Linked DNA regions of Homo sapiens: regions 2, 3, 4, 5 and 6 are each linked to region 1. Evidence: chromatin loops called from intact Hi-C (ENCODE). Cell type or tissue: IMR-90. All regions are shown on one strand.

The links. A loop is a pair of places that touch in the nucleus more often than their neighbours do. Peaks named below come from ENCODE experiments on the same cell type or tissue, not always from the same donor. Only the 100,000 strongest peaks of a DNase experiment are listed, where the experiment ranks them.
Region 2: a loop joins it to region 1, with 4 times the contacts of the local background. A loop is called at or near these places in 33 of 110 quality-filtered maps.
Region 3: it touches region 1 in a loop (5-fold over the local background); 25 of 110 quality-filtered maps call a loop at or near these places.
Region 4: a loop joins it to region 1, with 5 times the contacts of the local background. A loop is called at or near these places in 71 of 110 quality-filtered maps.
Region 5: a loop joins it to region 1, with 4 times the contacts of the local background. A loop is called at or near these places in 3 of 110 quality-filtered maps.
Region 6: it touches region 1 in a loop (7-fold over the local background); 12 of 110 quality-filtered maps call a loop at or near these places.

The regions. Positions count from the first base shown.
Region 1 is chr12:65,554,878-65,559,877 of GRCh38, forward strand. All of the region lies in intron 2 of MSRB3-AS1 (MSRB3 antisense RNA 1), which reads right to left. It overlaps LOC105369187 (a long non-coding RNA gene), which reads right to left and starts at 2,434. Exons shown (of 3, transcript NR_135033.1): 1 at 2,204-2,434; 2 at 1,881-2,120. It overlaps LOC105369808 (a long non-coding RNA gene), which reads left to right and starts at 2,035. Exons shown (of 4, transcript XR_945035.3): 1 at 2,035-2,253; 2 at 3,593-3,794; 3 at 4,704-4,852. RefSeq lists an enhancer at 1,389-2,588. In IMR-90, a CTCF peak has its summit at 2,025 (motif pointing right); a DNase peak (open chromatin) is centred at 2,034; H3K27ac peaks cover 354 bases.
Region 2 is chr12:65,673,426-65,678,425 of GRCh38, forward strand. No RefSeq gene overlaps it. Among named protein-coding and RNA genes, the nearest start is that of MSRB3-AS1, 34 kb to the left of the region's middle. In IMR-90, no CTCF peak of the experiment used is centred here; a DNase peak (open chromatin) is centred at 1,956; H3K27ac peaks cover 437 bases.
Region 3 is chr12:65,980,847-65,985,846 of GRCh38, forward strand. No RefSeq gene overlaps it. Among named protein-coding and RNA genes, the nearest start is that of HMGA2-AS2, 35 kb to the left of the region's middle. RefSeq lists silencers at 2,655-3,226, 2,803-3,097. In IMR-90, a CTCF peak has its summit at 2,993 (motif pointing left); no DNase peak of the experiment used is centred here.
Region 4 is chr12:66,085,676-66,090,675 of GRCh38, forward strand. No RefSeq gene overlaps it. Among named protein-coding and RNA genes, the nearest start is that of LLPH, 43 kb to the right of the region's middle. In IMR-90, a CTCF peak has its summit at 1,888 (motif pointing left); a DNase peak (open chromatin) is centred at 1,826.
Region 5 is chr12:65,739,511-65,744,510 of GRCh38, forward strand. No RefSeq gene overlaps it. Among named protein-coding and RNA genes, the nearest start is that of HMGA2, 82 kb to the right of the region's middle. RefSeq lists enhancers at 2,002-2,502, 2,503-3,003 and a silencer at 2,003-2,052. In IMR-90, a CTCF peak has its summit at 2,889; a DNase peak (open chromatin) is centred at 2,021; H3K4me3 peaks cover 2,152 bases; H3K27ac peaks cover 1,379 bases.
Region 6 is chr12:65,875,986-65,880,985 of GRCh38, forward strand. The region is part of intron 3 of HMGA2 (high mobility group AT-hook 2); the gene reads left to right. All of the region lies in intron 1 of HMGA2-AS1 (HMGA2 antisense RNA 1), which reads right to left. Among named protein-coding and RNA genes, the nearest start is that of HMGA2-AS1, 3.8 kb to the right of the region's middle. In IMR-90, a CTCF peak has its summit at 2,737 (motif pointing left); a DNase peak (open chromatin) is centred at 4,066.

The sequences.
Region 1 (5,000 bases):
TACAGAGGCAGGCAGGCCTCCTTGAGCTGTGGTGGGCTCCACCCAGTTCGAGCTTCCAGGCTGCTTTGTTTACCTAAGCAAGCCTGGGCAATGGTGGGTGCCCCTCCCCCAGCCTCGCTGCCACCTTGCAGTTTGATCTCAGACTGCTGTGCTAGCAATCAGTGAGACTCCGTGGGCGTAGGACCCTCTGAGCCAGATGCAGGATATAATCTCCTGGTGCGCCGTTTTTTTTTTTTTGTTGTTTGTTTTTTTTTTTTTTTGAGATGGAGTCTCGCTCTGTCGCCCAGGCTGGAGTGCAGTGGCGGGATCTCGGCTCACTGCAAGCTCTGCCTCCCAGGTTCACGCCATTCTCCTGCCTCAGCCTCCCAAGTAGCTGGGACTACAGGCGCCCGCCACTACGCCCGGCTAATTTTTTGTATTTTTAGTAGAGACGGGGTTTCACCATTTTAGCCGGGATGGTCTCGATCTCCTGACCTCGTGATCCGCCCGCCTCGGCCTCCCAAAGTGCTGGGATTACAGGCGTGAGCCACCGCGCCCGGCCCGGTGCGCCAGTTTTTAAGCCCGTTGGAAAAGCGCAGTATTCGGGAGTGACCCGATTTTCCAGGTGCCGTCTGTCACCACTTTCTTTGACTAGGAAAGGGAACTCCCTGACCCCTTGGGCTTCCTGAGAGAGGCAAAGCCTCGCCCTGCTTCGGCTCGCGCATGGTGCGTGCACCCACTGACCTGTGCCCACTGTCTGGCACTCCCTAGTGAGATGAACCTGGTACCTCAGATGGAAATGCAGAAATCACCCATCTTCTGCATCGCTCACGCTGGGAGCTGTAGGCTGGAGCTGTTCCTATTTGGCCATCTTGGCTCCTCCCACACAATGTTTTTTAAACAGTTTTTTTTTTAAAGAAAGTACATGTAGGCATGAGAAGACAGCATCTTAGGACAGTAAAGTAAAACAGGGTTAAGAGATTGGCTAGATACCAGGAAAAAGAAGTTCTAACAGAGACAGCAAGGGATAGGAAAGAAAACAAGGAAGGGAGAAAGGAAAACAGTGAGAAAGGAGGGAGCAAATTATGGGCAGACCAGAATTCAGCACAGGAAGGGCCAGGTATGCAAGTTTGAAAAATGCACCATGGGACTTGACTGTGTAGTGAAGACTGAGACCCGCTACTCTAGGACGTTGAGGAGGAAGCTTCATAGAATGCTCTGCTGCTTCCTGTCCTGTTACCCAATCAGGAAAGGGGAGGGGATCAGGGGTGGTGAGAAGGGAATAAGGGCAGGAATTATGAGAAAACTGAAACATGGAAAGGTAAATCAACTTGTGAAGAAAGGTCTCTTGGCTCGTTGCTGGCAACACTGGATCTAGAACTCCGCTTTCAGGGTGTCCGAATTCGTTCTCAATACTTCTCCACCCCTGTCTGCCAGTTTCTCTCTGTACTTGGAGACCTAAATACAAAAACTGGCTCCAGAATTTGAAATCTATGCCTTAGCTTTTTTAGGGTGACCATAAGTTGAGGGAGGAACAAGGATGCTGGTCAAAGTTCCCATCAGTGACCTGCGGAAAATTGGAAAATATCAGGTACCACCACTTCCTCCCTTCCCACAAGTCTTCTAGACCTCTCTCTCTTTGCAAAGAGTCGTCAGAGAAGGTTCCAAGCCAACTGCTTAATGAATTAATAGCCCTTATTCCACTGTACAAAATGTAAGAGAAAGAATCCATTAGTAATTAGTCTAGTTCATGTTTCTAGAAGCGCTATTTTCTTCCCATGACAAAACTTCAAAACACCAGAGAAAATAAGTAGGAAGGTCTCTGTGGTTATGCACTTTAAGTGAATGATGACAATTTTGAGATACGTGCCAAAATAGGAGAGTCTTCATTTTCCTCATACCTGTTAAGGTAGTGGTCTGGACTTGTTCACGCCTACACCTGAAGCAGAGGGACGGCCTGTCGGAGCTCAGTCAAGTAGGCGAGTGCTCTTTGTTCCCCCGTGGCCTCTGAAGTTACTCTAGAGCTATGCAGCTCAAGGCCAGCAGATGGCGCGTGGCGTCAGGCTGCGAGATAGCGCCGAGACAGCATGGACGCCGGGAGCCTGGGAAAGCCAACTGTACCACAGGAGTCTAAACTGTAGCTAGGAATAGAAGTACGCTCATTTTAGCTATTAGAAGGTTTGCCTGATACTCTGGCTCTTTATTTCGAGGATGTCTAGCTCACCTGTGATATAACTCAGACCCCATTTCACTCATTTCTTAAACTAGGAATGGGTAAGTCTCACCATTCTTCTCTGCTTGTTTAGGACACTCTTGAGAACCTCCTAAAATGCTGTGGAATGGAACAGCGGGACAGACCAGAAGTACATTCTGGGGAGAAGAGAATAAAAACACCATTCCTTGAGAGTGGAAGTGTCAGAGGCGTTCAAACCAGAGCGACTCCATCTTGAGTAGGGGCTCGGTAAAATGAGAATGAGACCTGCTGGGCAGCATTCCCAGGAGGTTAGACATTCTTAGCCACAGGATGAGATAGGAGGTCGGCAGGATTGATATCACAAGATACGGGTCATAAAGACCCTGGTGATAAAACAGGATGCCATAAAGAAGCCGGCCAAAACCAAGATGGTGATGAAAGTGACCTCTGGTCATCCTCACTGCTCATTGTACGTTAATTATAATGCATTAGCAGGCTAATAGACACTCTCAGCAGTGCCATGACAGTTTACAAATGCCATGGCAACACCCAAGTTACCTTATATGGTCTAAAAAGGGGAGGAACCCTCAGTTTTGGGAACCTCCCCTTTCCCAGAAAACTTATGAATAATCTACCCCTTGTTTAGCATATGATCAAGAAATAACCATAAAAATGTCCAACCAGCAGCCCTCAGGGCTCTCTGTCTATGGGGTAGCCATCCTTTTGTTTCTTTACTTCTCTGATAAACTTGCTTTCACTTTATGGACTCCTGAATTCTTTCTTGCACAAGATCCAAGAACCCTCTCTTGGGGTCTGGATCAGGATCCCTTTCCAGTAACAGAAGCAGATGATCATACAATCCACTTTATTGTCCTTCCCCAGCCCACAATCGAGTTTCCTGGAATCATAGTACAGTTTCCTAGAAGGCCTACTGCTGGCATATAGTTAGAGATAGCTGACAACATCTCTTAGGTTTTGAAAATAGATTACTTGTACACTTATCAAGCAGATTTTAACTTAATCTAATTGTTTTCAGTCCAGCACCTTGGCCTGGTGTCACTGAGCCTGGAACTTCTCTAGAGAATAAACTTCAAGTTTTCTAAGGGAAGAGGGGAGGAGAACAGAAGGGTGGAGGGATAATTGTCTGGCTGTATGGGGGTGGATGAGGGAACCTAGAGGTTAAACTGCTCTGCCTTCCAGAGACCTTCAACCAAACCAAGTTTCAGCCCCATGCTTCAGCCTCATTTTCTATAGTACTTAGTGCCTCTAAGGCCTGAATCTTTCTGGGGCTCTAAAGGGAAAATTGTCTTTTTTTTTTTTAAAAAAAATCAATATTTTCTTTAGCAGATACCTGTCATTCTGTTAAACCCCTGCTGTACATTTTCTTTGTTTCCCACATTGTGAGTTTTATTTTTCCAGGGCAGAATTTCCCAGCATCTCTTCCAGCTCCCAGGGAGAAGGTCTGGGACCTATGTTCTACCAACCAAATACACTCTCATGAAGCTCTCATTTGGAAGTCAGCAACATGCAGACACAGACTGGGTTCTGAGCATCTATGGTGCAGATGAAGATGATGGCAGGAGCTGTGGAGGCAGTAGAATCCTCATCAAGCCACTTCTGTGTGAGATGCCGGGCTGTGTTCCTATGAGCTTAGCCTTGAGCTTCTTTTTTGCCAGACCTCCCAATGAATCACCGAGCACCTAATAACTCCCAGTAATTTCCTTTTATGCTCAAACCAGCCCAAATGGTTTCTATAGTTTGCAACTAAAGGGGAAAAAAAGGAAGAAAGAAAAGAGACTAATTAATTTCATCCATGAAAGTAGGGTCAATCTAAAATCTATAAGAATCAAAAATGCAGAATTGGGCTCAATGCAGGCAGGAAGACAGAAGGCAAAATGTATTTTGTTATGTACAAAGTACTATATATGGTACAACTTGCCAATACTACCTTCCCAAGGCAGGTGTTATTTGACTGTGGCCACAACCCAATATGGAGAGAAGCTCCATGACATGGAGCACTGAAACACTGACAAGGCCAACTGCTTCTTTATCTGCACCAAAGAAGCAGAAATAGTGACTTCAAAGTAGCAACCTTAGCCAGAAAGACCCTAAGTCCTTCTCCCATTATTATTATCATTATTATTATTACTATCATTTTGTAAGGCATGCCCACTGGGCCCTCTCCCATTATTTAAGGATTATCTGCAAGACACCTTGGACCCATTAAAAAAGTTCAGATTCAGGGGAGTGTTTCCCATGAGAAGCTATGATTTCAAATTGTCTCAAAGAAGTAGCCATTGAAGAAGAACTAGAAAAGGATAGATCAGTGATGTTGGAAGTAAAGGGGGAAGGATCTTCAGGTTTAAAGACTGTGGACACAGCATCTTTGGCTGTGTCTACACACATATGCAATTGATAGGAAGCAAATAGAACAGAAGCCAACTAAGATTTTTAGGAAACCACATTGTCAAAGACACCTCAAGCCTGCCTGAAAACAGTGTATAATTTTTATTTTTAAAACAAATTCCAGGCCTCTAGACCTGCAGTAGCATGAAGAGGTCTGAGGAAGCTGTGCGTCCCTCAAGAAAGCAATTCTTTATTGCCCATCAAAGATGAATCCATAGGGGATCATTAACAAGGAGATCATCCCAGAGAGCAGCTTCTAGAATCACCAACCAAGTAAGTCTCATTGCTATCCCTATACACCAAGGTTTGCTATTTGCTACTCATTCACAACTGTTGAGTGTTTCCCATTCTTCTATGTTTTAAACTGAAAGTTTAAAAAAAATTCTTGGTTATCCCGTTTCTTCTTTACATTTGCATAATG
Region 2 (5,000 bases), 120 kb after region 1:
AAATTGGCAGAAACAGAAGCAAATTATCCTGGTTTCATGTACAGGCTTTATGTACATGACTCAGAGAGGTATGAGGGACAGCCATCACACTGAATAAATATAAGAGGTGAGTTTTTGGAAGAAATTCAGATTATTTTTTATTTAAGGGAGTTAACTCAATTTAGCTTGAAAGAGTATTTATGTACATTAAAAGATCAGATATATGATCATGTTTTAGGAAAAATTTAAAGATTCTAAATATGGCATTACTTATAAGTATATAGTATGTGTGTTCATACCTACAAACATATCTGAAATTCTGATGAAGAAAATGTGGTTTATACTTTTAACATCAGTTCTAAAATTCACTTAGGAAAGTTCTTAGGAACTCCTAGAGATAAAAACATTAATAAATAAAGCCTAATTTTCATGAATGCTTATACTCAAGGGCTATTCAGCCTGAATTACACAACACATTTTGAGCTTTGTAACTCTTAGAGTGCATATAATTTTTAATTGACTTTTCCTTGGCAATGTCAGTATGTTTGTATTATATTCATGGGACTCCCTCTGGTGTATAACTTAACACATGAAAATTCTTGTTTTACTCTTTACCAGGGTTTTCTTGCAGCCTGATGGATAAGGTGTCTAATTATGAAGTACTGTGGAAAGCTCTGGATCAAATCATATGTTTTTATTGAAAATGAGGTCATGTTGGGTTGTGTGATATAACTAAATAATCAGTTAACCATTTATCCAAGCCAAACACAGAGTAATTAGGTTTGGTAAGATGGCTTCCTCCTTAAGATCCATAACTCAGGCCTGGTGGTTTGGGAACAATATGGATAGAAATTGTGTATGTTTTTCTTGGACATTTCAGTGATGGTATTTTCTAACTAAACTGTTTTTTAGATAGAATTTAATTTTACATTCATTTTTACTTTATGTGGCATTTGCTAAAAGAACATTTGCTAAATAATTATCTAAAATTATGTGGTCCCAAAATTTATTACTCAAGTAATAGAAGTCACAGGTAAACAACGACTTGGGAATTTCTGGATAATAATTTAAACAGTGATACCTTTAATCATCCATTATAATATTTTTGATAGTAGATTTTTAGATAGATCATGGAAGTATACATTTCAAATATATTGTTACATTTCCCCCAAAAAACATTGAAATGCTCTAGTTTTAATACTCTGCCAGTTCCAAATGCTTGTGATTCTTGTGTACTTATGTCTAGTGCTTGCATTTTATGCTGATGGAAAATGACACAGATGCTATATTTAAGTTCATTTGTTTGAATTTTGTCAAAACAACAAACTTAGATCAGTCAAAAGCTTTACATCCAAATAATGTGTAATTTTTAACTTTTTAAGGTGGGTACTTTGGCATAAATTCTTAAAATATAAGATTATTACACTAAAGAATTAGTATTCTCTTGTTTCTCTTCTTGGGATTATAACTGTACCTTCTATGAAGATACTGAAATTTGCTGTGTATTTCATAGCAAATATGGTGGATGACCATGAAAAACTGTTTTATAATTTAGCTTAGGCCTACTAGATAGTTTTTACATTCAACATTTATGCCTCAAAGGAGTATTGTAGTGTACCATTGTAGAATTTCCATATTCATCCTAGGTTTACTACTGATATGACTTCAAAAATGTGATATTGTCAAAACTGTGCCAGCTGTGAAATTAAAATTGGGCATCCATGAACAGCTGTATTGAATAGCTTGACATCTGTGAAATCAAAAGTGTATTTCGAATTCAACTTTCAAACCACAGAATTCAAGTAAGCAAAAACTGACCATGTGTTAAAAACACTTGAAACTCTTCCTCTTGTAACTGTTTATCTACATTTTAAAAACTCTGTTTACATTGTAGTAACAGCTGTGTTTAAAAGGGACATGACAGAGCAGACTAATTTATAATGCAAAACTCTATTCTAAAAAAAAACTTCTGTTTGAAAAAACACTTCAAAAGAGGGCAAAAATGATTAAAATAGACACAACCATTTGTTTAAACTATGACTTTCTCAAGAAAAAACAGCCTAATGTAAACTGGCCTATGCATGTTCCAAGCAGCTGTTCTGTGTAATGCCTCTACAAAACCTTTTCCTTTGGGGGATGGGCAGAAAGAAAATGAGAAACTGACCATAGCAAAAGGTCATTGCCATTTGAGAAACTGCACAAATCTAAGGATGAACTATTAACTGTTTTTGAATTGTGCCAAGTTCATTAAATTAAAAACTGAGGAAGCAGAGCCAGTGACCAGTGATCTTACAATGGAAAAGTGGAAAAGTCATTCCTGACCATTCATTGGGTTTCTATAAGAAAACCACAAAACTGTTCAATAAGAAAAAATGTACAAATAAATAAGTCAGTTTGTCTATGCTGTACCATATATTAGCAGATCTTTCCTTTTACTCCTTTTTTCTAAAAAAGTTATCATTGTTTAGGCATTTGTAGACATGACACTAATGCCTCTTTTACTCCATTCCAGTCGGTTTCTGTTGGTGTTTGATGCTGTTGACATCTCTCTTTTATAAAATCCTTTCTTCCTTTGGTTCCCATGATACTATTCTGTCATCCTACCTCTGGACCACCTCTAGAGCTCTAGATACAGCACATTTTCCTGTATGTTTTCTAAATATTCCCTTAAGTCCTGTCTTTAAACTATCTTTTCTACTCAGATGCTGCAAAATGATCTCATGGGTCTCAAAGAGGCAAGAAAGCAGAGTTACTGATGTCTCAGCCTGGCCTTTGAGGCAGCCACCCATTTCTCAGATTCTCAGGAATTAGTTGAGAGAGCCACACTGAAGAAACCTGTGTGGACCAATGACCAAGGACCAGAGAGGAACTAGGATGCTACATCAGACACCAGCATGGCCTGGCAGCACCAGAACCCTTCCTTCCCACTCACATACACCAAGCTTGAAAATGTAGGCACGACCCTAAAGAGAACAGAATGGAATCCTAAACAGATTAAGATCGACTTTTCACTGCCCAACAGTATAAGGGCCGAACATAGAAATTAAACTCTGTTCAAGAAATATGACAATAGGTCCATTTCACATGTTACTGTGTGAAATAATTTTCCAGCCTTTCCTAGCACAATGCCCACAACATACTTGGACTTCAAAAAATGTGTTTTTCTTATTTCTATGGAGGGTCACAAGACTTTCATGCAGCATTATCTGATGAGTTAAATTGAATGGATTTCATTCATTCATTCATTCATTCACTTGCTCATGTAACAAAGATATTTTGAACACTTATTCTGTGCCAGGCAATATTCTAGGCACTAAAAATACCATAACAAGCAAATGAAGTTCCAGTCCTTTAGAGACAGAGACAGCTGAAAAAATAAAGAAGGAAGGAAGGAAGGAAGGAGGGAGGGAGGGAGGGAGGGAGAAATAATAGAAGGACGGGAGAGAGGGAAGAAAAAGAAAGAATGAGAAAGAGAAAGAAAGAAAAAATCAGTAATGACAAAATATAAGGAATAAAACAAAGCAGAATATTAGAAAATGATGAGGAGAAGGGCTGGGAGTGGGTCTGCTCTTTCTGACAGAGTGGTCAGGAAGCCCTCTCTGAGTAGATGAAATTAATGCAGAGCTTGGCATGATATTAGTGAACGCAACTTAGAGCTCTGTGAAAAGAACACTCCAGACTGGGGAGCCAGTAGGGCACAAACCCTTGAGAAGCCTTCCAAATCAGTATTCTCTAAATGCATAACTCAAGTTAGAGTATATGGGAAGAAGTCTGTAATCTTAATGTAAATCCTAACCATTCCTTGGGTTTCATTTATATAACAGCCAAAATATATTTTGGAAGAGGAAAATATTGGAATCATTCAAAGATGAAAGTAATGATCTCCTGTTGTTAAGTTGTCCTAAACGCATGTGTTAAAATAGAAAATAAACATCTATATAATGCTGATGTGTGTCCGTGTCTATATTTGCATCATCTATATTTACATCTGAATATGCTATATACTCTAAATATATCTGTACCTACATCCATCTGTCTTGTCTATCTGTCACTATACAGCTGGATATGCAATATAATCATTTTGCTACTAAGGCCTCAAATCTGATTAACTTATTCCTGAATGATGAGAACTGCCCTCCTGGGCAACTCCTGATAAGTAGAATAGATAACTATGTTCCTACAACATGCATATCTATATCTGTATTTCACTATGCTTAAAATTGTATTAAGTACACATGAGGCTTCAGCTTAAGCTCTTCCAGGTTATAGCTTTGGAAAACAACTGAATAAAGCATCTTCAGCAAGAAGATGATTCTACACATAAAGCACAATTGGGGGCGAACTATTTTTGTTATTATCATGTAAAGAGATATCAGAAAGAGCTCCCTTGAAAGATATACTATTAATTTAAAATAGCATACAATCTTACTTTATTATTTGGAAAAAATGTAAAAATGTTTCCACTGCTGTGCAAAGTTTTCTTAAGATATCCCCCTTGGGACATGAACAGACACTTCTCAGAAGAAGACATTCATGCAGCTAATGAACATGGAAAAAAGCACAACATCACTGATCATTAGAGAAATGCAAATCAAAACCACAACGAGATGCCATCTCACACCAGTCAGAATGGCAGTTATTAAAAAGTCAAGAAACAACAAATGCTGGAGAAGTTGTGGAGAAAAAGGAATGCTTTTACACTGTCGGTGGGAATGTAAATTAGTTCAACCATTGTGGAAGACAGTGTGGTGATTCCTCAAATACCTAGAACCAGAAATACCATTTAACCTAGCCATCCCATTACTGGGTATATACCAAAAGAAATTTAAAACATTCTATTATAAAGATACATGAACGCATATGTTCATTGCAGCACTACTCACAATAGCAAAGATATGGAATCAACCCAATGCTCATTAATGACAGACTGGATAAAGAAAATGTGGTATGTATACACTATGGAATACTATGCAGCCTTGAAAAGGAATAAGATTTGTCCTTGGCAGGAAAATAGATGGAGC
Region 3 (5,000 bases), 430 kb after region 1:
AATCTTCCCTAACTCATTTTATGAGGCCAGCATCATCCTGATACCAAAGCCTGGCAGAGACACAACAACAAAAAAATTTTAGACCAATATCCCTGATGAACATCAATGCAAAAATCCTCAATAAAATACTGGCAAACTGAATCCAGTAGCACATCAAAAACCTTATCCACCATGATCAAGTGGGCTTTATCCCTGGGATGCAAGGCTGGTTCAACATATGCAAATCAATAAACGTAATCCAGCATATAAACAGAACCAAAGACAAAAACCACATGGTTATCTCAATAGACGCAGAAAAGGCCTTTGACAAAATTCAACAGCCCTTCATGCTAAAAACTCTCAATAAATTAGGTATTGATGGGACGTATCTCAAAATAATAAGAGCTATTTATGACAAACCCACAGCCAATATCATACTGAATGGGCAAAAACTGGAAGCATTCTCTTTAAAAACTGGCACAAGACAGGGATGCCCTCTCTCACCACTCCTATTCAACATAGTGTTGGAAGTTCTGGCCAGGGCAATCAGGCAGGAGAAAGAAATAAAGGGTATTCAATTAGGAAAAGAGGAAGTCAAATTGTCCCTGTCTGCAGATGACAGGATTGTATATCTAGAAAACCCCTTCGTCTCAGCCCAAAATCTCCTAAGCTGATAAGCAACTTTAGCAAAGTCTCAGGATACAAAATCAATGTGCAAAAATCACAAGCATTCTTATACACCAATAACAGACAAACAGAGAGCCAAATCATGAGTGAACTCCCATTCACAATTGCTTCAAAGAGAATAAAATACCTAGGAATCCAACTTACAAGGGATGTGAAGGACCTCTTCAAGGAGAACTACAAACCACTGCTCAATGACATAAAAGAGGACACAAACAAATGGAAGAACATTCCATGCTCATGGATAGGAAGAATCAATATCATGAAAATGGCCATACTGCCCAAGGTAATTTATAGATTCAATGCCATCCCCATCAAGCTACCAATGACTTTCTTCACAGAATTGGAAAAAACTACTTTAAAGTTCATATGGAACCAAAAAAGAGCCTGCATTGCCAAGAGAATCCTAAGCCAAAAGAACAAAGCTGGAGGCATCACGCTACCTGACTTCAAACTACACTACAAGGTAACCAAAACAGCATGGTGCTGGTACCAAAACAGAGATATGGACCAATGGAACAGAACAGGGCCCTCAGAAATAATACCACATATCTACAACCATCTGATCTTTGACAAACTTGACAAAAACAAGCAATGGGGAAAGGATTCCCTTTTTAACAAATGGTGCTGGGAAAACTAGCTAGCCATATATAGAAAGCTAAAACTGGATCCCTTCCTCACACCTTATACAAAAATTAATTCAGGATGGATTAAAGACTTAAATGTTAGGCCTAAAACAATAAAAACCCTAGAAGAAAACCTAGGCAATACCATTCAGGACATAGGCATGGGCAAGGACTTTGTGTCTAAAACACCAAAAGCAAAGACAACCAAAGCCAAAATTGACCAATTGGATCTAATTAAACTAAAGAGCTTCTGCACAGCAAAAGAAACTACCATCAGAGTGAACAGGCAACCTACAGAATGGGAGAAAATTTTTGCAATGTACTCATCTGACAAAGGGCTAATATCCAGAATCTACAAAGAACTCAAACAAATTTACAAGAAAGAAACAAACAACCCCATCAAAAAGTGGGCAAAGGATATGAACAGACACTTCTCAAAAGAAGACATTTATGCAGCCAACAGACACATGAAAAAATGCTCATCATCACTGGCCATCAGAGACATGCAAATCAAAACCACAATGAGATATCACCTCACACCAGTTAGAATGGCAATCATTAAAAAGTCAGGAAACAACAGGTGCTGGAAAGGATGTGGAGAAACAGGAACAATTTTACACTGTTGGTGGGACTGTAAACTAGTTCAACCATTGTGGAAGACAGTGTGGCAATTCCTCAAGGATCTAGAACTAGAAATACCATTTGACCCAGCCATCCCATTACTGGGTATATACCCAAAGGATTATAAATCATGCTGCTATAAAGACACAGCACACATATGTTTCTTGCAGCACTATTCACAATAGCAAAGACTTGGAACCAACCCAACTGTCCATCAATGATAGACTGGATTAAGAAAATGTGGCACATATACACCATGGAATACTATGCAGCCATAAAAAAGGATGAGTTCATGTCCTTTGCAGGGACATGGATGAAGCTGGAAACCATCATTCTGAGCAAACTATTGCAAGGACAAAAAACCAAACACTGTATGTTCTCACTCATAGGTGGGAATTGAACAATGAGAACACATGGACACAGGAAGGGGAACATCACCTACCGGGGCCTGTTGTGGGGTGGGGGGAGTGGGGAGGGATAGCATTAGGAGATATACCTAATGTTAAATGACAATTTAATGGGTGCAGCACACCAACATGGCACATGTATACATACGTAACAAACTTGCACGTTGTGCACATGTACCCTAAAACTTAAAGTATAATTTAAAAATATATATATATATATATATATATATATATATATATATATATATATATATATATATATTTAAAGAAAATGTGGCAAAAAAAAAAAAAAAAAGAAAAGAAAAAAGAAGTCTAACACATAAGGAAAAAAAAAATTTTCTGTAACCCTTACTAGTATGTAAGCTCCTGGGGCAGACACCACATGAAGTATATCTGTCTCTGTATTGTGAGTCCCAGGCACATTGCCCGACACATAGTAGGTGCTCAATAATGTTTGAGGAAGGAAGATGAATTTCAGTAAAGGAAATAGAATTTATTAAGATTTATTAAGATCTCCTATCCCATCCCCTCCTGGAGATTATTTCTTTCTCTTTCTTCCACGTGGCTATCTTTGACACTTATGCTTACCTTCCCTAGGCAGTGTCATATGTTCTGAAACCTTCCTGCAGCATCAAACACCTGTCCTATGTCACATTACCACTGGGACTCTGCCCTCTTCTGGTCAATATGGGAACTGATCTTTTTTTTTCCTGATGCTATTTTAATGGATGATTAAGGGCTAACCTATTTTCCTTCTTTGTCTGTATTTCTATCTTAATTGGCAATTTCTGGAAAAACAAGAACTAGCCCCAAAGTAAAGACTTCAATCCATTTCTGTTTAGTAATATGTATATAAACCAAGCCAATTACCAAATTCATGAGGGATGAATCCATGTATACAACCATGGCAGTCTTCTTTCATGAATTTAAGACCTATTTATTGACTACCTATGTTAAAACAAAAACTTCCGCTGAATTAAATTTAAAGGAGTCTAATTGAGCAATGAGCAATTCATGAATCGGGCAGCCCCCAAGATCACAGCAGATTCACAGATACTCCAGGAATGCCTATGGTCAGAACAAATATATAGAGAAAAAAAAAGGAAGTGATGTACAGAAATCAGAGGTGAGGTACAGAAACTGCTGGATTGGTTACAGATTGCTGTTTGCCTTATTTGAACACAGTTTGAACACTCAGCAGTGTACAAGTGGTTGAAGTATGGCTGCTGGGATTGGCCAAGTCTCAGCTATAGTTTCAGGGCATATTCCTAAGTTAGGTTTTCAATCTTGTCGGCCTATTAAGTTAGGTTGCAGTTCACCCACAAGGACTTAAATAAAGAAGTACAGAGTCCTTCTCAGGCAATATTTAGTTTGCTTTAACAAATCCCCACTTTTGGTCATTTTTCTCAATTTTGAGGCATTAACCAAAACATTAGTCATTGATGTCACTATCACCATTGTAAATGTACTTATTTGGTCTTGAAACCCACTAGGAAACAGTAGAACAGTGAGTTTTGCAAAGGTAGGAACAAGGGCTTGAGTACAAGTTACCTCCTTTTGCTGGAATATTCTGTTTACAGGAGAAAAATGAAACCTGGTCTATTCTAAGATGTATGTGTTTGCTTAAAATCTTAGTTTGATTATATCACATGTAGCATGAGCGACTCCATTTTTGTTTGCTTTGGTCTGCTGGGGCCTAGTGCATGAACTCAGTCCAAAACAATGGCCTCCTGTAATTTTGCTTTAAAAAATCTCCCTTTTTGCGTCAGGTTCTCACTTAGGTGAGAGTGTGACCAAAACTTAGGGTCTTAGTGCCACACTCAGTTACCATCATTTTGGGTTTCCAGTCTCAGCATGTCATTCATAGGTTACAGTGTCCTTACGGTTGAACACTTCTTTCAGCTCTTGTCATTGCAGTGAAGACAGACCATTTGACATTCTAGAGATGGCTGCATGCAAACATTTAAAACCTTCGAGAGAATACAGTATGCCAGGGAGACTGTTATTATGACTTTGGGGAGGATAATACCAAGAATTTGGAGTATGCTCCTTACTAGGGTCCCCACAAACCAAACCACCTAAAATCAAATAGATTAGAGAATGAGCTAGACAAAGAGTCTACTCACTTAACTAAGCAGTCTCTTCGTTAATCCCCTACAAGTGAATCTCTATAATCTACATTTGATGTATTTCTCCATAGGCCACGAGGGCCAGCAGCTGCACAGATACTTTTCTGTTCAGCCACTAAATAATCTAGAGCAATTCTATTATTTAGCATAACTTTCAGAAGAGAATTTAAGTCTGTTGTGTAACCATAGCCTTTATAGTAGAATCTGCTACAGAGCCTGTCATGAGGGATACATTTCTAATCATTGTCTGTTTTATTCCAAGCCATGAAAAAAGAACCTAACAAATGATGCCTCTCTTGAAGAGTGAAGGCCTCCTGGCAATGTTCTCTTTAACCCATGATGTGGGTTAAGAAGAGTGAACCAATGTTCTGTTTTTGAGTGATTATGAGGCAACATATGTACAACTAAAGTTTCTTATCTACATTAGGACTTTTTTTTTCTTTTTTTTTTGAGATACAGTCTTACTCTGTTGCCCAGGCTGGAGTGCACTGGTGCAATCTTGGCTCACTGCAGCCTCTGCCTCCCGGGTTCAAGTGATTCTCCTGCCTCAGCCT
Region 4 (5,000 bases), 530 kb after region 1:
TTGCTGGAACAATGGCGTGGGCCCTTTTTGTGTATTTCAGGCAATTCCTCAATAGTGTTCATATTTAGTTTTTATGGTTTGCCATTTGAAAGATCTATTTGGAAGTCTGAAAATAAAACTGCTTTTCCCACAGACTAGTTTCTGTTTCCATTTGGCAAACTTTAACACTTCTTTCTCCTCATTTTTGGAATTCAACTGAGGTCAATATGGCTTTGTTTTTGGCCTCCTTTTTACTATTTTCATCCTTGTGCGCCAGGAAGGCCAATGAGCTCATGAAAACATGGCTGCCCCAGGAAAGGATGATACAGACTCCTAAAGCTGAGGACATTTGAATCTGTGTCCCAATGCCATATACAAGGGCACTTTCCCCCATAGGTCAGCACTCCTACTGACACTAGAGACTCCATCGCTGCTAACAACAGGACTTGGGTGAAATCTGTTGACCAGGATTTCACCAGCCTGTCCTTACCTGCCACTCAACTTCTTGAAGGAGTTTCCCAAACCAACTTGCAACTCAAATAATTGAAATTCCCACAGACACCCAACACCTGCTCACCCTCTCTGGACATTCCGAGGACTTCTACTTCCCTTTGATATCCAGTTACCTCAAAGAATGAGTATTTATTTCACCATCTGCAAGATATAACTCTGTGTCAAGTGTCAAAGCTAGCAATGAAATAAACTCTGAATAAATAATGGGAGTCAATATTTGTGATTACAAAGAGATCAGTAAGTCTGTCAGTCGCTGCATACAAAAAGAAAGAGTGCCCTTGAGAAGGGCAAAGAGGCATCCTTGAGGGAGCCCTTGCACCTTCAAAGGGAGCAAAATTACAAGCAAAACACATTCATCCCAGGAAGCTCATCTTGTTCTGCCCACAAGTTGTGTGTGCCTTTAGTTTTGAGTCTTGAGTGTTCCCAGTTTCTCCTCTTATGTGTACCTCTGGAACTTTGCTATCTCTCATTAATATTCTTCTGATTATTGGTCCCCAATTTTGCTTCATGTCTCTCCTTAATGTTCTTCTGATTATTGGTCCTCAGTTTTGCTTCAGTCTCAAATAGTTTTGTCATGCAACTTGAGTCTCTGATCTTCCAATCTGTCCTTTAGTTTTTGTTTGTACTCCACCACATCTTCTTTGACCACTTACCCAGTGAGAAAATATCCACACAGAGACAGTGGAAGGTTTTGTTCAGACTTTCCACTCAAGGCAATGGTTTTTTTTGGTTAAAGGATTGCTTATCTTCCAAATACTATATCTATCACTAAATTCTAAGAGTTATTCCCTACTCTAAAACCTTTAGGTTTGAGTGTGGGCTGGAATCTGAGATAGAGTGGCATTCCTATACTAAACTATATCCATATATCTTCTCATCTTGATCTTGCTGTACGTGTTTGTGTACATAATTCCACATAGATGCATATAGCAAAATAGAAACATTTATTTCAGTTGTTCTTTAAAAACACACAAAGTATCGCACTGCATTTCTCTTTCTTCCTATGAGTGCGTTTCTTTCACAGGGGTATTTAGATAACCAAAAATATTCTCCTGAGTTTTCCTGAGCATTGGTATGACACATAACCACTAAACCTCATATTAAGAAAAAGCTGGCTTAAATAAGAAATTGAAAAATCTGCCTGCAAATAATACTGTAAAAGTTTACAGTCCATCCTAACCATCAAGGATATTTTCCATAACTTTAGGGTTTGATAGTAAAATATATACACACACATATGTATGTTTCTAATAACACAGCACTAAAGTAAAATAAACCTGCTTGTCCAAATACGGTTGCGTTTCAGTCAAAGTTTTGCTTAATGTTTTGAGAAGCGCTTTGGTGAAGATAAATATTCTCAGCCTTAGATTTTATGTCAGATGCTCAGGGTGCCATCTACTGGCCGACTCTGGATTGGGACAGTTTTGTTTTCGGTAGGAACCAAACTCCATGTTGCCACTGATCCACAGCTTCAATGGTGGCCCAATTTTAAGATAATGCCATCTGTGTTGATTTCCTTTTTCAGAGAAGGACATCCAGATTGTTGAGTTTTATTAGAATGAGAAGGCATTTTGTTTTTGAACAGCGATCTTTCTTTCTTCTTTTTTTTTTTTTTTTTTTTGACAGAATCTTGCTCTGTCCCCCAGGCTGGAGTGCAATGGCGTGATCTCTGCTCATGACAACCTCCGCCTCCTGGGTTCAAGCGATTATCCTGCCTCAGCCTCCTGAGTAGTTGGGATTACAGGCGTGTGCCACCATGCCTGGCTAATTTTTGTATTTTTAGTAGAGACCGGGTTTCACCATGTTGGCCAGGCTGGTCTTGAATTCCTGACCTCAGGTGATCCACCCGCCTCAGCCTCCCAAAGTGCTGGGATTACAGGCGTGAGCCACCGAGCCTCGTTGAACAGCGATGTTTCTAATGACACGAGGCCTGAGCTGCGTACTGCCCTGTCACATCAGATTGCTGTGTAACTGCAACCCGATGCCTTGCTCTGTCTGGGACTGTCTGAGTATCAGGTTGAGGATAGGGAGCACGACTGGCCAACTATGTCTTCATGGAAATACCATCCTGGGAGCATACAGCATTCCCAGTAAAGTGATGCCCATGAGAAACGAGGGAAGGGGTTGTGTGTTGGTGCCAACACAGCCATCTCTCTGAAAAAAGAGGCCTCCTTTCTGCCCTGCAGAAGCCAGGAGGTTACTGCAGGCTGCAGAAGATGTGCACCTTCCCAAGAGATTTTTTGGCAAGTTCTCTCTTGAGGTCCCTTCCTGGAGAGCAGGTCCAATGCCTTCCTCCTTCATGATCTGCCCAATGACTGCATGCTCATTTTATGGTATTTTATCTTTCAGAAGCCAAGCTTGTGCCGCCCGGCCCCTTTAATGTTTTCTGTGTCTCAGGTGCAAAAGGGTTCTTGTGGACATTCCACACAACAATAACGAATCCATTTATCATCCTGCCCAGCCCCCTGTGGAGCTGCTCTGAGTTCAGAGCTCCCACCGGCCTTGACGCTTTTGAAGGTGAGTCCACCTCGGCCACAGCCAGAGGGTTTCAGAGCTGCCCCAGTTGTTGTTGAAGCTGGGGACTGAGCAATCATGGCCGTTTTACCCAAGGGGGTTGTCCACAAATCAGGAAGTGTCCTGTATGTCTCTGTGTGGAGACCACCTGATCATACTTCTAAAATCTCTTTTTTATTAAAAAAAATTTATGAAGAAACCATTTTCCAAGAATTAAATTAAATTCCAAACCTGATGTGTATGTTGAGGCTAGAATCCAAGATTCAGAGGAGGATAGAGTCCCTCTTCAACCAAGTATCAAGCTAGCCCCTTTGAAATGCTGTGATTGCCTGAGGTGGCTAAAAAAAGCTTATGTAAAAAAAAAAAAATTGGTAGAAATTGGGAATCAAAGATAATGTCTTCACCCTTTACATCAAACACAGGTTTATTTGTATGTCCTTAAAAATATTCACATGAGCCCAGCACAGTGGCATGCGCCTGTCTTCCCAGATACTTGGGAGGCCGAGGCTGGAGGATCACTTGAGCCCAGGATTTCGAGGGCAGATTGGGCAACATAGCAGGGCCCCTATTCACATGACTTATGCAACAATATCAGAAGCATACTGATCATTTTAACAATTAGTCTCTCTCCCTGAGAAATAAGAATAGAAACTTGGAAAAGACCGTGGTGTTTCCAAGAGCATACAGCATAAAGTCCTGGACCCCAAAGAGAATTTTAAACAACACATTCTACAAGCATAAGTGATTTAAAAAATAAAGGTTGTTCACAAACATTGTTTTATCTTAAAGAGCCAGTCTCACTTCAGTTGGCACAGAAAAGAGACATAGAAAAAAATGGATGTGTCCCGAAAGATTTGATGATGATGAAAACACTGCTACAAACCAACTAATACTTCACATGTCAGTATGGTAGACGGAGGTTTCATTATCCAAAACAAGATGGCGGTTTTTCTGCCTAAGAAATCTGGACTAAGAAGACTTTCAGAAAATGATATGTCTTCAATAATTTAACCAAAAATGAAGGGATACAAAACAGATTTGTGAAGCTCAGAGAAAGAATACAAGATAAAATATTGACATCTTCTGTTGTGTCCATTCAGGATCCAAATCCAGCTCATATAATTTGCAACTATTTGACTGGATAAAGGAACATAATAGAGGTGCGAGTTTTAGCCTGGGGCTTTTAAAGATTATCTTTAAAGTTTTCCAAATAAAGCTAACAATTTGAAAGTACTGTTTTTACTACAAGAAGGAGCCCAGTGATTCTAGAAGAACACCAGAAACATGGCACATCCAGGAAACAAAAAATGCCTCTATTGAGTTAGAACAATGAGCTTATCTGCACAGCACAGAGAAACTAAGGTAATCTATTCAGTGCCTAAACTTCCTGCTATTCCAAGCATTCATTGGTCTTTTTCTAAAGAAAGGTACCACACGTTCTGAATTTCCTGTAACTGATTTCCTGTTATATTCCAAGGATCTGCTGGGATCTAAAGAGTACAGCAAAGGAAAATTAAGGCATGTTGAGTTCAATGAAAGAAAGAAAGGCGTGATGAAGGGAAAGAGAGAAGAAAATATCCAGAGAAGAGAGAGAGGGGAAAAGAGAGAAATCATCAGAGAGACGAGAGGAGGTGAGGGGATGAAGTCAAGAGAGAAAAAGTGGCAGAGAAAGGAAGTTGAAGGAAAGAGGAAGGAAAAAAGGAAGTGAGGAAAAGCCATAAGGGAAAAAAATCAACAGAGAAAAGATAGAGAAAGAGGGAAAGGGACGCAATTTCAAGAGGGAAAAAAATGAAAATGCCAAAGGGCAGGTTGGGAGAGGAAGATTCCTGGAGAGGAATCGAAATAATAAAATCATTATCCAGTCATTGAGAAACTCAGCAGGTCAGAGCTGGAAGGAATATTATAAGACATCTTGTGCAACCCTTCTGAATACAGATTCATAAAAAGAGGCCCAGGGAGGTTAAAAAACAAAATGGAAGCCACATAGATGAATA
Region 5 (5,000 bases), 180 kb after region 1:
GGGTATATATTTTGTTATATATATATCTATGGTATATATTTTGACACCATGGTAGAATTTCTCTGTATAACCTTTCAACTTACTTCTGCTTTGCACTGATATATTTTTACTGAGAGTCTCATGCCTCATACAGGCTATAGGAATGTTTGTTATTAACCCAATTATTTGTTGAGTAAGATACAACACCCCTTCCCCCTTTTGTCTGTCTCTAAATTTACCAAATGCAAAAAGAAAATCTCAAAAAACAAAGAAAGTGGAAAGCTTTTGACCGATTTTTAAAAATGAGTAGGTAGTTTAATTTCAAGTAGTCAAGAATTATGATGTCATAAACATTGTTTACATGGTTCCTTTTTGGTTTTAATATCAGTTTGCTACAATACAATGCATTTATAATTACAATTTTGTTAAGATATACTTGCTGCAAGTCAACCATTTTTCATTAAATAAAGATGTTCTTGGCCGGGCACGGTGACTCACGCCTGTAATCCCAGCACTTTGGGAGGCCAAGGCGGGCGGATCACGAGGTCAGGAGATCGAGACCATCCTGGCTAACACAGTGAAACCCCGTCTCTACTAAAAATACAAAAAACAAAACAAAACAAAACAAAAAACTAGCCGGGCGTGGTGGTGGGCGCCTGTAGTCCCAGCTACTTGGAAGGCTGAGGCAGGAGAATGGCGTGAACCTGGGAGGCGGAGCTTGCAGTGAGCCGAGATCGCACCACTGCACTCCGGCCTGGGTGACACAGCGAGACTGCGTCTCAAAAAAAAAAAAAAAGAAAGAAAGAAAAAGATGTTCTGAAAGAAACTCCAGGATGAGCAACTGCCTTCAAGGGCAGAGGTTTTAAGTTGCCAATAAAATAAAATAGTGACAAGTAAACACTGCGCCTCATCAAGAGGAGCAAGGCAGCTTCTGTTGTGTAGCCGATGTTCCCATTTTCAGAACGTAGATGTAGGTGAGTGAGAAGAAAGAGGATATATAAACCGTCTTCCAGCTCAAATTTGAAATTAAAAGAAAAAAAGACCTAAAAGAGGGGGCCTGCCCTCCACCAACAAGGCAGCAAACCTTGCAGCCTGTGGGGCTTCACCATAGCACAAACCAAGCACCTTTACTTGCAGCTCTCTAAGGGCCCAGATTTGAGTTTTGACTCAGAGAAGAGAGAGCAGAGGTCTCTAGAAATGCCTGTTGGGTTTGAAGAATGCTGATGACATTTTTGCAACTATCCTTTATCATCTGTTTTCTGTACTTCCACCACTGGCTCCACCTTTTTCTTTCTGCAGTTCAAAATCGTTCTGTGAAATATCTCCTCCATTTCAAATCTTGGCTCTTCACCACTCAGTTTAAGAGTAGCAAACACCTTGCAGCCTGAGGTTCCACCTTGAACATGGAGAACATTCAAACACAATATGGGGGAGGAGGCGACCTGCGTGACTTTTAACATCCCCTTCATATCCTCCCACTGGGCGCATTTTAAGCGCCAGCGCTCACCACATCCGGCTGCCCCACCGCCCGCGCCCGGAGCCCCAACATTCCCAGTCCTCTCCCTTCTCTCACTTCTAGGTCAACAAATATTTTAATAGGTCCTTTTGAACAGATGTGGCCTGTAGATGTATGCAATGACCCCATCGGAAATAATTTGGGGTGAAGGGGGAAGGCGACCTTCCTCTCCAGGAGAGCCTTTATTGTATAATCTCTAGTTAATGAGCCTCTCTCTGGGCCTCAAACCGGGCGAGTTATTATCCGTGTCTGCAAGTCTGGAGAAGAGGCTAAGAAGCAAACCTCCTGGGTGTCCGGGACCACCGGCCTTAGCCTTCTCCAAGCCCAGGGCAGGGCGAGAAGAACATGGCCCGGTTCCCCTCGGGGTCTCTGGCCCAGCTGCGGAGGGGGAAAGGTGATCGATCTTGCTGGGGGCCACCGCTAGCCCACCGCTTCCTGCCGCGACCTGCCGCGGCGGCCGGAGCCCGGGAGCTTCCCATTGGCTCACGGGCCGACGCCATGCAGTCTGGGGGGGCGTGGCCGGGCGGCGGGGCGTGGCCAGGCGGTGCGGGGAACTGCGGAGAGAGGAGAGGAGAGGAGAGGAGGGGAGGGGAGGGGAGAGGAGTGGAGAGGAGAGGAGGGGAGGGGAGGGCAGGGGCGGGGCGGGGCCGGGCGGCGGGGGCGCACACCCCAATCTCCCTAGCGCTGTGGGGGTGGCTGCAGCTCCCCGCGCGCTCCCTCCTTTGGGGGGGTTTCTGGGCTCGTGACTTTTTTTTAAATAAAGAATGAGCGGATGCCCGTGACAAGTTAATAGCTCTCGCCGCGCTCTAAAGTTAAGTTGTATCTCCTTCCCGCCGCGAGTCTCCTTCCACAGACCCGCCGGAGCTGCCGGGACGGGCGCTGCGCGGGACTGGGCGTTAGGTGCTCCCGGCTGGTTCCGGCGAGCAGCCCCCACCCCTCGCCCACGCTCGGGGTTAGAGACCCCAGCACCCCACGCAGACGGCCCGGGCTTAGACCTCTCCACGTCGCTGTGGCGCGCGCCCCGCCAACACCCCCACCCCACGCGCAGCCCGTGTCTTCTTTACCCCCGCGCACTTAACGCAGGGCGCACGCACGCATCCCGGCCCCCTCACACTCACACTGCGTCTTCTGTCACACCCCCTGTCGCACACACACTGTTCTCTGACTCCCACCATCTCCTGTCTCACACCCACTCCAGTTTCGTGTTGAGCGGCCGCCAGTTCTCCCTCGGTCGCGCCGGCGCACGCTCGTCCCCTTCTGCCCCGGAGCCCGCCCGCGCCGCACGGTGGCCCCTTGCGCTGGCCTGATCGTGGGAACCAGGCGGGGCCCCAGCGTCCCTGCCCCTGCCCGGTCATCCATCTCCCTCCCGGTCGGCCAGCCGAGACTTCAAAGGCGCCTCCTCCGGCCGGGCCTGCCAAACCCCGACGCAGCCTGGATGTGGGCCGGGGGCGCTCCCCGGCGGGGGGAGGCCGGGCCAGGGCGCGTCTGGGGCCGGCTCCGTCCTTAGTGCGGCGGCGGCGGACTCCAGAGCTGACCGCGGGGCCACCCCCGCCGCGGCCGGGCCACGCGCGGGCCACCCGGGAGCTTCTACCAGCCCAGCGAGCACGCGCCGGCGGGAGGGGGGCCTCATTTTCATGGCAAGGGAAATCCGGATAAGGATGGACTCCTTTCGGAGGAGAATGGGAACGCGCTAGTCCTGGTGCCTGACCCTCTCTCCTAAAGAAAATGAGTCTCCCCTGGAGCTTAAGCCATATTTCCTTCGCCTCCTTTCCTCCTTCCCATTCGGACACCCCTAATTGACAGGCTCTAATCCTCGGATCAGAACTACTTCTGCCTGGAAGATTTGGCCGGCTTTTCCTTTTCTCTCAGCGTTCCTGCAAAGCCAATTCGTTCTGAGCTGCACTGATGGCGGGCTGAGGGAGGAGGGCTACTTCCAACTTCTGGCACCACCTGGGTGGTCGCCGTAACCGAGTGATTCCTTTACAGCTATTTATAATCCTTAACTTTATGAAGGTTCTTTTGCTTAGAAGAGTTAAAGAAGGTTTAAGTATTCTATTTTGGCACTGATGTGGGGCATAGTCACTGAATGATATTTATCTATATTCAACTAGACTATGAATTTTTTGAGCATAGGGGTGTGTTAGTTCGCAGGCCGCAGATTCTAGCATAGGGCATGGCAAATAAATTGTAGCTGTGCAATCAATTATGTTGAATTCAAATGAACCAGCTTTTTGCATGGAGCTTTCCAAACACTTTATCATACTTAAAAATGTTATGTAAAGCTTTCCAAGAAGGAAGGAAAACAGAAGGAGAAAAAGAAACGGAGGATGCAAGAAGGAATCCCAGAATCATTTCAGATCCTTTGAAAGAAAGAGGTTAGATTTAAATCTCAAAGCTAAACCAGACAGATCTGCATATCTGAGAACACAGAAGCCCTAAAACCAATATTAAACATCATCTCAAGTTCATAGTGTTTTCCTGGCTAACAATGCTAGCTTCTCTTAATGTAAGTCTCTAACTTTAAATTGTCCTTATTACTTTTTCTGTCGTGTCTTGAGCTATGAACACAAGGCTAGACTGGACACAGATTGTTCAAATCTAGAAATTGGCAACTTAAGATTTTTATCTGTTAGCCAGCTTTTATCCCATTTAAAGGAAAGGAAGGAGTTAGCATAACCATATTAACTGTTTAGAAAAATTGGTGGCAGTATGGAGGATTCAGTAAAGTGCCTCCAGAGTAACCCGTGGCGGGACATCAATGAGCATTAATATCCTTCTGTAGATCATCTACAATGTAGACAAATGTTTTCATCCAACAATACATTTTTGAGACACATCCATTTTGAGACGTGTAGGGATATACCATTGAATGAATATACCAGAATGTATTTATTCATTCTCCCATAGGGACATTTAGTAGGCCTTTTTTTTTTTTTTCTACTAAAAATAATGTAGTGACATCTTTGTGGTGGTGGTCCCCTTGTTTGCAGATGAAAGTGTTTTCTCTTACTTTTGTCCCTAGAAATGAAATTGCTGGGTTGTAGGGTTACATACTTTCATCTTTACTAGATATCAATCACCAAACTATTCTTCCAAGTGGTTGTAACAGTTTATTCTCTTAGCAGTATGTCAGCCACCTGCTTTCCCCTCATCCCCAGCAATACTTGGCATTGAGAGGTGACAGCATGCTGGCAGTCCACACAGCCCTCGCTCGCTCTCGGCGCCTCCTCTGCCTGGGCTCCCACTTTGGCTGCACTTGAGGAGCCCTTCAGCCCGCCGCTGCACTGTGGGAGCCCCTTTCTGGGCTGGCCAAGGCCGGAGCCGGCTCCCTCAGCTTGCGGGGAGGTGTGGAGGGAGAGGCGCAGGGGGCAACCGGGGCTGTGCACGGTGCTTGCGGGCCAGCACGAGTTCCGGGTGGGCGTGGGCTCACGGGCCCCGCACTAGGAGCAGCTGGCTGGCCCCGCAGGCCCCGGGTAGTGAGGGGCTTAGCACCTGGGCCAGCAGC
Region 6 (5,000 bases), 320 kb after region 1:
TGCATTCAACTAGACTGAACTTGGTCACCATTATCATGGGGATTGGTGAGGTTTTCTCTTTGTTGATGTCTTCAGTTTTCAACAAAATTGCTTCTTTGGAAGTTTTTGCTTTTTCTCCTAAACTGGTTATATAGGAATGTAGTAGGTACAGGTCATTCCATTATATAAATCTGTGTTTATAAATGATTTACTTAGCTGTTCCAGCCTGTTAGTTAAATATGTATTTAAGGCCTGTTTTTTCAAAAAAAAAATGTATATATAGAAAAAAAAATAGAAGCTCACAGAATGGATACTGAGTTGCTGAAAATTAGTCATTTGAATTTAAATCTTTTCAGGAGTTTTTGCATTAGGAATTTACACCATATACTCACTCTGAAACCATGGCATAAAAAGTATAATTAGTCACATCTATTAAAACAGTGAAAGAAAATATTTGGTAATTTTCTATTAGCCAATAAGTTACTTTGCATAAGGCAATTGTGAATACTCTTTCTCTTCCTAATCTTAATATGTACACAACTATACATTCAATATTTCTTTCAAGAAAACCAAATCCTACAACCCCAGAAAGAGATTCTAATTTGGTTGTTCTCCATTTCTCTTTATATCATTTATAAAGCACGCAAAACAATTTCTGGCCTCTGATTTTTGAAAACCATAAAATCATTTCACCACTTAAGCCCAAACTTTCTAAATCAAATTTTTACTCTAAGAACAAATACTTTCACCATTTATAAACCTTTCAAATTAAGGTTTTGAGTAGAGCTTTCCAGACAGCCTCCGGAAACCATACCCCATAGCAACACATGTCCCTAAAGCACATTATATTATGTGGTGCTCTACCATAGATGCCCAGTATTTGCCACAGAAGGAACAGAACTTGTCTTACCCCATGAGTAGGCCAATTGGTCAGTGGAGGAGTGACAGGTGAGCAGTCAGTGAGGTGCTGGAGGAGGGTGGATGTGGGGGGTGTGAAGGTTTAGGAGTAGAAAAAACTCACACTCGGGGCTCTGGGTTGCTGGGTGCTTTCTTTGCAGCCCTGGTTTGTGAAGTGATTTATGGGCCATACATCACCTTCCTGGTTGGCTTTGTTGACACCTTGTCACATTCTTGCTTGGGCTTGAGGAATTCATTGTTCTTGTTTGAACTGATAAGAACAAAAACAAAAATGAAGAAAGAAAAAAGAAAGGTTTTCTCACTGAGACCTTGGGAAAAGCTAAGGGGGTGGAATGTTGACGTGGAGCGGCAGGCTGCACTTTCCCAAGCAATGCAGCCCTGCGTCTGCTGGCTGCTGCAGCAGCAGGGAAGCTTTGCCTTTAGGAGTTCTGGCAGAAGCTTTATTTGCCCTGTGGAAGTAGTTTCCTGGCTTGGAGCTGTTCCTTTTTGCTAGAATGGTACTGTGCAGAGAGGCCTTAGGAGGGGTCAAGGAGAGAGGTTTTCCTTTGAGAACTGGGAGACATAATGGCTGAGAGGAGATTCCAATGGGAGGTAAAATGACCCCGGTCACTGGGAGAATGTAAAACACACGGTGACTTGATGTGAGCTGGTCTCTCCAAAGTTCATCCCGCTGTACAGCATGCATTTTGGGCATGGTGCCATGCTGACCTTTCCCCTTTAATGTGTAGTGCCCCATGCTTCACTTAGTATTTTGGCAGCCTGCACACAGAGGCTAGCATTTGAGCCCAGTGCTTTGAAGAGAGCAAAAAAGTTTCAGAATGAGAACTCTTCAAGTCACTGGTTATACATAGGGTATTATCTCCCACGTCAATGGAGCAATGGATGACCTGCCTGGTTTTTTTTTTAGGCCTCTTCCCTTTTGTCTTTGCTTCAAAAAAAAAATTAATAGATTAAATTATTTGTCATCCAAGAGAAGTAAACAGGTCAGATCCTATGTTCCATATCATGGGATTGTAAACGCTCATATTTCCTTTTGTGAAAATTTTTTCTTTAAGAGCAGCCAAGCATGAACATACTGCATTCACTAATATTCTCTGTCATCATGCTACTGTTGATTGAAAGGAGAAGAACCTACTTGCACCCCAGCCAAGGGTGAGGTGTCCTGGGGAGTGTTCACACTTTTGTGTTATACTGTTAACAAGTTCATGTGTAATGTAATAATAAATCATTTTACCTGGAAGCGCCATTCACACATCCCCACTATGAACCCCATTTTGAACTGGAGCCATAGAAAACTGTTTTTAAGCTTCTTAAAATGGTTCTCTGCAACAACGTTTCTTGTAGAATGAGGATGCATAAACTTGTTATAACATACTTGACTTTCCAAGTGGTCCCTGTAAACAAGGGATGCTTGAAGAACTGCCAAGCTAGGTAGCCAGAGATTGGGATTGAAGAGCTGACATTGTTCTAACACTGAATGCAAATGGAAATGACCTAATACATGTGTAATAGTAAAGCTAATAAACGTGTAACTGTATAGCAATTGCAGGATTAAAATAAGAAGCAAATTTTGGAAAGCGCACACTTTTTCTTTTGGGTCATCTACCTTGCTATGAAGTGATATTTTGAATAACATTTAAATATCTAAATATGTGTATTGCCATTAATATTGACATCAAAGTTTCAACACATATCTGTTTTAAAAAATCTACAAGCCCAGTTTCCCCAGTTTCTTTATAACTCTGATGAGCCTGCTAGTTCTGCCTTTGCTTTTTTCCCAACTTGGAATCTACTCTGGTTTCCAGAATTAGGTTTATTGACAGTGTTTCACTGCTCTCTGCTGGAGAAGCCCAAAGCCAAGCCAGGCATCTAAGGCTCTAATGACTTGCAAGGAATGCAGGTGAGATGGCTCAGCTGATAAACTCCCGGCCTCTGAAATTAAACTCAACACAAGACTTATTCATACTAGTCGAAGATCACAGTTTACAAGCTATGCTGTACAGGCTAGAAATGGGTTTCTCAGAGAGTAGTATAGGTAAGATAGAAAGTGTAATACTGCCTAAGCTCCAATTTCTTGCTTCGAATGTTGTCCTTTGTAAAGATATCCTATATAATGTTGCACAGAAACTGTGCAGTTTCTCAAGTCAATTTTCATCCTTCCATTTTTGACACATAGGTATAAACTTAATTCTGGTATGTACATCTGAGACAGTAATCAACCATTCCCCTGAAAGAAAAAAAATAAAGACTTTTTTTTATTTTTGAGACAGTGTCTAGCTCTGTCGCCCAGGCGGGAGTGCAGTGGCATGATCACGGCTCACTGCTGCCTTGATTTCCCAGGCTCTGGTGGTCCTCCCTTCTCAGCCTCCCAAGTAGCTGGGACTACAGGCATGTGCCACCATACCAGCTATTTTTTTTTTTTTTTTGGTAGTGATGGGGCTTCGCCATGTTGCCCAGGCTGGTCTCGAATTCCTGGGCTCAAGCAATCCACCCACCTTGGCCCCCGCAAAGTGCTGGGATTACAGGTGTGAGCCACCATGCCTGGCAATAAAGCACTTTTAACTAAAATATATCAAATTTGAAACAAACTATATATAAAGTTTTTTTCTTCTAAACTTCATATTTAGTAAGTGCATGGCCAGAAAAAAGAGAACAAGAGTATGTACCAAGTAAGCAAAAGTGTGTTATGACATTTTTTTCCTGAAACTTTTCTAGGTAGGAATAAACATTAATTTACATCTTCATTTGCATGAACACAAAACTCTACTATAATCTAGATGCTATACTTCTCAAATTTAAAACAAAAGTACAAAAACAAAAACAGTAAACACTTTAGGTGAATGTTGTGTTAAATGTCTATATTGAGCGTATATGTACACATATATTTATGCATATGTGGATGTGTGTTTATACATATATTCTATGTATATATCCTTGGGTGGGAACAGGGTGCAAAGATCTAAGCATAACATATCTCCACAGGGATTTATGTTCTTTTCAGTCTGGTATCTTTTAACTTAAAAACAACTCGATGAATAGAAATCATAAAAGCCATCCTTACAACAGCATTAAAGTGCTATTCTATTCTGCAGCATTCCAAGTGAATTATTGCTGTGCTGTCAAAGAAAACAAAAACATTTGAGAAGGACTGTTTATTTTACAGTGGTTGACCAAAAGTATGCAAGTGGTTATAAAAAAATGTAGACAGCTAACGATGGGAGGTGCCACTTGCACATTCTGAAATCCATTCACAAACCTTTGACACTAACTCTTGATCACTGGAGATAATATTAGAAGCAAAGCATTTTTCACGGGGAAAATCCTAGCACTTTGAAAGCATTTCAGGTCAAAGCAAATAAATAAAACCTCTATCCCTCATCCTGTATCACTGGCATCTCCTCACTCACAGAACCTAATGGCATGATTGTTTTTTCCCAAGAAGAGCAAGAAAACTTTGCAAAAATATTTCTCTCAGAGGTTATGGCAATGAAGGATTTTTGTGCCATGAAACACGTGTTGCCCTTTGTATTTAAAGATTAAAATAAAAACTGCTGTTGACAATGTTAATAGATTCTTTCATTAAACAAATATTTCATTTTAGAGCTATATGGGAAATTAGAGACCTCAAACACAGTCCCTGTATATTAAAGATAACAAAATGTATACTTAGGGAAGATAAATGACTTGCTTAAGGTCACACAGCAGGTAGCATGGAAGGATGAGTTAGAAGTACTAGTTCAGTGTTTGTATTTGTATGTTTTGCCTCAGAATCAGACAATGTACAGTTAAGACCTCATCGATATCTCCCGGTAAATGCTTATTTAATGTTTAAGAATTTTCACTGGTAAAGAGATTCTTATTCCAGGAGTCTAGGTCTTGGGGTTTAGGTTTCTTTTACTTAAAAAAAAAATTCCTCTGATAAGTGAGGATTCATTTAACTTTCTGGTGGATCATTAGGTACCTTTCAAGAAATGAGAATAATCATAACTGGCTCTATTTATCTTAGCATGGGTTGAAAGATATGAAAAGTTCCTTGATATGACTGGCACGATTCTATCCCATAAAACCACTCGTAAATATCAGTTGAAATAATGCCTGTAGGG